Linked DNA regions of Homo sapiens: all the other regions are linked to region 1. The links are chromatin loops, found by intact Hi-C in ENCODE. Cell type or tissue: mammary epithelial cell. All regions are shown on one strand.

The links. Hi-C counts contacts between places; a loop is a spot of excess contacts. Peaks named below come from ENCODE experiments on the same cell type or tissue, not always from the same donor. Only the 100,000 strongest peaks of a DNase experiment are listed, where the experiment ranks them.
Region 2: it touches region 1 in a loop (20-fold over the local background); 15 of 110 quality-filtered maps call a loop at or near these places.
Region 3: a loop joins it to region 1, with 18 times the contacts of the local background. A loop is called at or near these places in 51 of 110 quality-filtered maps.

What each region holds. Positions count from the first base shown.
Region 1 is chr11:118,144,524-118,147,023 of GRCh38, forward strand. SCN4B (sodium voltage-gated channel beta subunit 4) reads right to left here. Exons shown (of 5, transcript NM_174934.4): 2 at 534-706. Among named protein-coding and RNA genes, the nearest start is that of SCN4B, 7.0 kb to the right of the region's middle. RefSeq lists enhancers at 1-480, 697-896 and a silencer at 1,317-1,386. In mammary epithelial cell, a CTCF peak has its summit at 958 (motif pointing right); a DNase peak (open chromatin) is centred at 1,078; H3K4me3 peaks cover 916 bases; H3K27ac peaks cover 394 bases.
Region 2 is chr11:118,565,170-118,567,669 of GRCh38, forward strand. IFT46 (intraflagellar transport 46) reads right to left here and starts at 762. Exons shown (of 12, transcript NM_001168618.2): 1 at 621-762. LOC124902764 (a long non-coding RNA gene) reads left to right here. Exons shown (of 4, transcript XR_007062907.1): 1 at 1-205; 2 at 443-536; 3 at 1,033-1,117. RefSeq lists an enhancer at 805-1,034. In mammary epithelial cell, a CTCF peak has its summit at 940 (motif pointing left); a DNase peak (open chromatin) is centred at 882; H3K4me3 peaks cover 936 bases; H3K27ac peaks cover 672 bases.
Region 3 is chr11:118,290,086-118,292,585 of GRCh38, forward strand. No RefSeq gene overlaps it. Among named protein-coding and RNA genes, the nearest start is that of CD3E, 13 kb to the right of the region's middle. In mammary epithelial cell, a CTCF peak has its summit at 1,044 (motif pointing left); DNase peaks (open chromatin) are centred at 1,036 and 1,566.

The DNA.
Region 1 (2,500 bases):
GGTCTCTTGTGGCTTCCCTGTGAAAGTCTCAGGTTGGATCCCCCACTAGATTGTAGAGTGAGTACAATCTAGTGAGTTCACTCCCACCCCCACCGCAGCCGCGCCAATGCTCCTGCAGCTCTCCCTCTCTTCCTCTCTCTTTTCCCTGCCAGTCCAGCTTCTCAGCCCTTCCCTCATTCAGACTCTTCTCATTCCTTCTCTCCAAGCTTTCCAAGGCCTTTCTCTCTCCTGTTTCTTAGACTAAACTATTGATTTTTAGACAAGCAATCCAAGCTCCGGGTGTTTCTTAAGACCAGACAGAGGACTCTAGCCAAGAATTCCAACAGTCCCCGAATTCTGGCAACACGATCTAAGCATCTCTCCCAGTTACATCCTTCCTGGCAGGCTCTGAAAAGAATACTGGGAGAAAGGGTGGCAAAAGGTGGGTTCTGGGGACCATCGCAGTGGGTCTCAGTCCAGAAGGGACCAGAGCGTAGGAGGCGAGGCATGGGTGAGGGAGGCTGGGCTGTACTGTTCTTCCTCCAAATACTTACAATCTTGAATGCGTCACTGCTGTTGTAGGTCCACCGGAAGTGGAGGTCCTCGAAGCCAAAGCAGCTGGAGAAGGTGCAGGGCAGCAGGATCTCCGTGCCATTGACAGCGTAGATGTCGGTGGCCTTTCCCACAGACACCTCCAGCGACAGGGTTACGGGGAGCAGGAAGAGGCCTGTGTAAGGAGCACCGCCTCCCTTAATAAAACCCCACCAGCCTGGAGCTCTGGAAGGGGATGCTTAGGCAGGGCGGAGTAGCTTGGCCAGGCAGGTAGGTCTCTATCACCCTCAGTGCCAACCTCGGGAGGATGGCTGTCTACTCCAATCAGCACCGCCTGGGCCACCCTCCATCATTCTCCATTTCTCCCCTGGAAAGGACTGAATTCTGGACCAGGGAGTAGCCCTTGTTGCGCTCTGGATGACCACCAGGGGTCACCCCAACCCAAGGAAACAAAGGCCTGGCCACTGCCGCGAACCGCGCCCCGGCTCCGCCCCTCACCTGGGGACGCAGTGCCTGGAAGCGCTCCTGCCGCACCCACTCCAGGACGCGCAGGGCGGGCTCCCTTCTGTTTGCAGGGGAATTCCCCTAGGACAGTACGCGCCTCTCGCCAGGTTTTCAGGACTGACGGGCGGGGCGGTCGAGGAGGGGGAAGAGCCGGGTCCCGTAAGGTGAAGAAGAGAAACGCGGCCGCCGCAGTCCCGGGCCGCCGTCCAGTAGCCTCTCGTTCCCCCGCCCTGGAGGCTCCTCCCTGGTCCCCAGGGGCAGAGAGGCAGAAGGACACGTTCGGGCTGGACCTCGCTGGGCCAGCCGAGTCCGACGCCCTCTGGCCGCCAAACGGGACCCTGGGAACCGCAGGAAGACGGCCTGGCAGGGGGGAACACGGCGGGGGTGGGGACCGACGCGGGGCTTGGAGCTTGGCAGCCGCGGGGGCGCGCGGGCGCAGCCAGGGTGGGAAAGTCAGTGGCAGAAGACACCCTGGGGAGGGATTCCGGGCCAGCCCGAGTGCACGCGCGCGGGGGCGGGACGGGGAGGGCGCTGGACCCGCGGTCCCCTCCTGAGCCCTGCAGCCCGGCCTTCTCGCCACACTCCGCCCCCTCGTCCCCGAGCGCCCCCAGGCTTCTTTCTCACGCTTCGAACCTCCGCCCCAGCACTCCGATGCGGCCCCCTCCGCTGGGACTAGGCCTCTCCACTCACGGCCTCCAAACTCCCGCTCCGGAGTCCTTGTAAGGGGGCCTGGTTCCCCGCCACCCCGCCCCACACACACACCCACCCCCAGTCCTGCAGATGCCCCAAGGAAACCCCACTCGCCTCAAGGTCGGTGGAGGCGGGGGCGGGGAGGGTGTCTGGAAGTGGATGCCTGCCTCACCTCCTCCCTAGAGGACACTGGCACCTTCCAACCCCACTCTCAGGAAGGCCCTCTGTTGTCTAACTTAATTCCCTGTTCTGCATCATAAACCTCTTGTTTTGCCCCCACCGGATGATAATGCGTCTGAGCAATGCTTTTCAAATGACAGAAAAGGATCTCCAAGGACAGCAGGCAGCCCTGCTTGCTCAGCTTCTTCCTGTGCCCTTAGCTTCTGATGACAAAGTGAAGTGCTTATATCCCCCAGCCCTAAAATCACACCCCGTGGTCCAGTAACCCCATCGTGATTCGGCCATTGTCGCTAACAATAGTACTAGCTGATATTAACTGAGCATCTACTATGTGCCAGGCACATTTCATCCTCACGGCCTGTCCTATGAGTCACGTACTATTATAGGTCCACATTGTAGGTGAGACAACTGAGCCTAGAGAGGTTATGTAACTTGCCTAAGAGACCCAGATCTACCCACCAGGGCTCCAATTAGTGCTGGGAAGTTATTTCAATTAGCCTTTATTTTTGGCCAGCTCCTAGGATTTGTGGCCAACCAGGATTTGTTCTAGAGCCATGGTTTTCAAACTTGAGAGCGCATCAGAATCCCCTGGAGA
Region 2 (2,500 bases), 420 kb after region 1:
AGTTTTTCACAAAACCATCACCCCATCCAAACTTTCCTTCAGGCTTCCTGGCCCTCGGTCAAGCAGTTAAGTCATTCTGTTGCAGCCCTTATTTAGGAACTGCTGGCAGGCTGGCTGAGGAACCAGGGAATCGTGGAGGGAAAGAGAGCCAACTTCTGCAGCTTCCCAAAGCTGTACGACCACGCGCAAGGGCAGAACACTATTTGTATGTAGATGGCCAAGGCTGTTGAGGTTTCTCAGGGAAGGCTGTAGAGGTTCTAGAAAGAGTTCTGTCTCTGGAGTCACCTCTGGGGTGGGGTGGGGTGGGGTGGGGTGGGGTGGGGTGGGGTGGGCTGAGGCGGGGTAGGGTGGGAGGGTCCCCGAAGAGAGGGGAAACTCCAGTCTCTCAGTCCCATCCGATAATCCCAAAATCATCACCTCCACTTTCACCCTTATCTTGCAGATAGGATCCCACCTAAGTTTCTTGGGGGAATAAAGGAAGCAGGACGGTTGGTGGTGAGGTGACGAAGGAACAGTTACCACGGAGATTGGAAGAGGTAACCGGGAATGGGGTAAAGGGGAGTCCTCTTAAGCCTCTCTAGAAAGACAGTTCCCTTTTTGCTGGGATGAGTACTAATTACCTGTAGCCCTTCTGAATCCGTCTCCTCTATAATGGAAAGAACCCCAGCCTAGGGCTGGGGTCTCACTCCAGTCTCAAAGCCAGGCCACTTTAGGATTCCACGCCAAGCAACCAGCCTGTTGTCAGTCGCTAGGCAAAAAGATAAATTTTAAAATTCGCGAGAGTTGCTTCCACTCTCGTGAGACCTCCTGCGCGTTAAGCCTCACCCGCGAAGGCTCTCCACGCAGGAAGAAGATCAAGGAGTCACGGATAAAGCCTCTCTGGGCGGCCAAGTCGCCTGTTTGTCTATGGTTTCAGTAAATACGTCTGTTGCGGCATCTAGCGGCTATGGGTGGCAACGCGGCTGATAAATTTCGGGCTGGTGTAGAGTTAGCCCTTCAATCTGGAAACAAGGTGTGCGTTTGTTCCCCTAGGACAACAATCTCTGGGGATGCAGTTGCTCCCAGATCAGTCTTACCAGGATGTAGACACATTCCAGGGGAAATTTCGCAGCACTCTGTAAGTCCTTTTCTAGCACTATATTACACTATAGTCTTTCCCCTCCACAGGGTGCCATGGAATGGAACATACTTATAGCAATAAATTATTCCTTGGGTATCTGAGGTTCAAATTTAACTCTGTGGGCCGGGCGCGGTGGCTCACGCCTGTAATCCCAGCACTTTGGGAGGCCAAGGCGGGCGGATCACGAGGTCAGGAGATCGAGACCATCCTGGCTAACACGGTGAAACCCCGTCTCTACTAAAAAATTCAAAAAATTAGCCGGGCGTGGTGGCGGACGCCTGTAGTCCCAGCTACTCGAGAGGCTGAGGCAGGAGAATGGCATGAACCCAGGAGGCGGAGCTTGCAGGGAGCCGAGATCGCACCACTGCACTCCAGCCTGGGCAACAAAGCGAGACTCCGTCTCAAAAAAAATTTTTTTTCACTCTGTGTCCTGTCTTTCTTATTTGCTAAAGTAGACTTTTAACTTATTTAAAGCAAGACCTGTGTCTAATTAATTTTTAAGCTTTGTAACACCAGTGTATTGCAGAAATTAGACACTAACAATGCTCATTGGGTGGATGAATCGAGGAATGAGTGAATGGAGATGTAAGGAACAAATATTTTCAAACTGTGGACATAATTAATTTGGGAAGTCAGGGAGAGAGAAACATAAAATATTGGAGGCCAGGTGCGGTGGCTCACACCTGTAATCCCAGCACTTCAGGAGGTAGAGGTGGGACGATTGCTTGAGTTCAGGAGTTTGAGACCAGCTAGAGCAACATAGCAAGAACCGCCCCCCTCCACTCTATTAAAAATAAAAAAAAAATTTTTTTTAATTAGCCAGGTGTGGTGGCACGCACCTATAGTGCTAGCCACTCGGGAGGCTGAGGCGGGGGGATTGCTTGAGCCAGGGAGGCAGAGGTTGCAGTGAACCGAGATTGGGCCACTGCATTCACTCCAGCCTGGGCAACAGATCAAGACCCCATCTCAAATATAAATAATGAATAATAACAATAATAATTTTTTGGTCGGGCACGGTGGCTCACGCCTGTAATCCCAGCACTTTGGGAGGCCAAGGTGGGTGGATCACAAGGTCAGGAGTTCAAGACCAGCCTGACCAACATGGTGAAACCCCCGTCTCTACTAAAAATACAAAAATTAGCTAGGCATGGTGGCGCGCGCCTGTAATCCCAGCCACTCAGGAGGCTGCGGCAGGAGAATTGCTTGAACCCGGGAGGTGGAGGTTGTGGTGAGCCGAGATCGCACCACTGCACTCCAGCCTGGGCGACAGGGCGAGACTCCGTCTCAAAATAATAATAATAGCAATACATTTTAAAAAGAAAATAATATTGGAAATTTGACCCTGAAAACCTACCAGAGGTAAACAAGGAAAGTGCCTTT
Region 3 (2,500 bases), 150 kb after region 1:
TGGCATCTGCTTGGCTTCTGGAGAGGCCTCAGGAAACTTACAATCATGGTAGAAGACAAAGGGCAAGCGGGCACATCATATGGCCAGAGCAGGAGAAAGAGAGAGCCAGCGAGGTGCCACACTTTTTTTTTTTTTTTTTTTTTTTGAGACAGAGTCTCGCTGTCACCCAGGCTGGAGTGCAATGGCACAATCTCGGCTCACTGCAACCTCCGCCTCCTGGGTTCAAGCAATTCTCATGCCTCAGCCTCCCGAGTAGCTGGGATTACAGGCATGCACCACCATGCCCGCTAATTTTTGTATTTTTAGTAGAGATGGGGTTTCACCATGTGGGCCAGGCTGGTCTCAAACTCAACTTCAGGTGATCTGCCCACCTCGGCCTCCCACAGTGCTGGGATTACAGGTGTGAAACACCGCGCCTGGCTGAGGTGCCACCCTTTTAAACAGCCAGATCTTGAGAGAACTCACTCACTATCACGAGGACAGCACCAAGAAAATGGTGTGAAACCATTCATGAGAAATCCACCCCCATGATCCATGACCCACCTCCAACATTGGGGATTACAATTCAACGTAGGATTTGGGCAGGGACACACATCCAAACTATATCAGAGGGGATAGGGGAATGTTTAATCGGTATACAGTTTCAGTTTTGCAAGATAAAAAAAATCCTGGATATTGATTGCACAAAATTGTGAATGGACTTAACACTACTCAACTGTATACTTAAAATGGTTAAGATGATAAATTTTGTTATTTGCATTTCACCACAATTTTTAAAAAAATAACAATCCTGAAAAAAAAAATGGGGCCACTGCTCGAGGACTGCAAGTTTGCTAGAACCTGAGAGGAGATAGGAATCATTTGGGAGGCCAGAGAGGAGAACATGATTAAGTAGAGTGCCAGAAATCAGAGCAGGCTTCAAGCTGGTCCGGAGGCTCGTGGTGGAGGTTGAGTGAGGGCAAAGTTCAGAGAAGTAGGACACCTCATGCCAAGTATATTCGTGTCCATAATACTGATTTTCCAGTCAGTTGCTGCCTCCTTCTGTTCATTTTGGGAGGGATCGCGATACTAGGTTCTGCAAACCGAGGTCGGAGGAAGGCTCTAAACAGTGATTCTTAACTGAGATGGCACGGTTCCCCGGAAGATGTTTTGGAAATGTGTGGGACTGTTTTTGTGAGATGCTAGAGGCATTTAGTGGTTGGGGGCTAGAAATGCTGGCATCCTGCAATGCATGAGAACAGTTCAGCAAAACAAAGAATTGTCCTACATCCCACACGACTTTCAAATGGCACATGGGACATTAATGAAGCTGGAAAACCTAAATGTGTAATATCTGATCCTAGACCGTAGCTCCATTTTACACAATATGTTTTGCATGGTTTTAATATATGTTGAATTTTCCAGGCATGCAACTACCATATAATTTAAAGGAAGATTGTTTTGTTCAGAGCTTTATCAATCGTTGTTTACTGCTTTTGAAAATTACATCACTAAAGCACCCGTGGTATTTGAGTCACCGGCACCACCCAATAGCATACATTTGAAGCTGAGCATTTACATGGCTAATACATACACAGGCAAGAATCTGACTCTTATTCTGTCTTCTCATGGAATCATGCCAAAGGATTTATTTCATCATACACTTCTTGTATTTCTTCTTTACAAGGAGCATTGTATTGATTTGAGGGAAAATTGTGTGTGGAGATTCGCTTTCTTTTCTGTGATTTCCTTTCAGCGTAGTAAAGGGGATGTTACAAAATAGTTGTTATAGGAAGGGGCGTGTGTCTTAGGAGTTGAGAAGACTACATTACACTAAGGTGGCCAGTTGTTGTTCTGGGCTGTGCCATCTCAACTAATTAAGAACTGGATGGTGCCGGAAAGGGAAGGACTTCAAGCCAAGGAGGGGACCTAGGAACAGAAGCATGAATGATATGAGGACTGAGTCAGAAGAAGCAAAAATTAACAAATAAATGCATAAATAAGTAAGACACGTGAGCGCTAGGAAAAGCAGGATGGGTATGTCCACATGCTGATATCAAAAATACATGCACGTTAGGCAGGGTGCAGTGGCTCATTCCTGTAATCCCAGCACTTTGGGAGGCCAAGGCAGGAGGATCGCTTGAGCCCAGGAGTTCAAGACCAGCCTTGACCACATAGGGAGACTTCATCTTTACAAAAAATAAAAATAAAAATAGCTCGGTGTTGTAGCACACACCTGTGGTCCTACCTACTTGGGAAGCTGAGGCAGGAGGATCATTTGAGCTCAGAAGGATGAGGCTGCAGTGAGCCATGTTCTTGCCACTGCACCCCAGCTTGAGTGGCAGAGTGAGACTGTTTCAAAAATATATCTATATTTCACATTAGATTCATACCTATTTGAAAATTAGCATCAATTATTCTTTTCTTTTTTAAATGTTTATCTTTAGTTATATAAGTAATAAATATTCATTACAGAAAATTTCAAACGTAGAAAAGTATACGAAGAAAATTTAAATTGTTC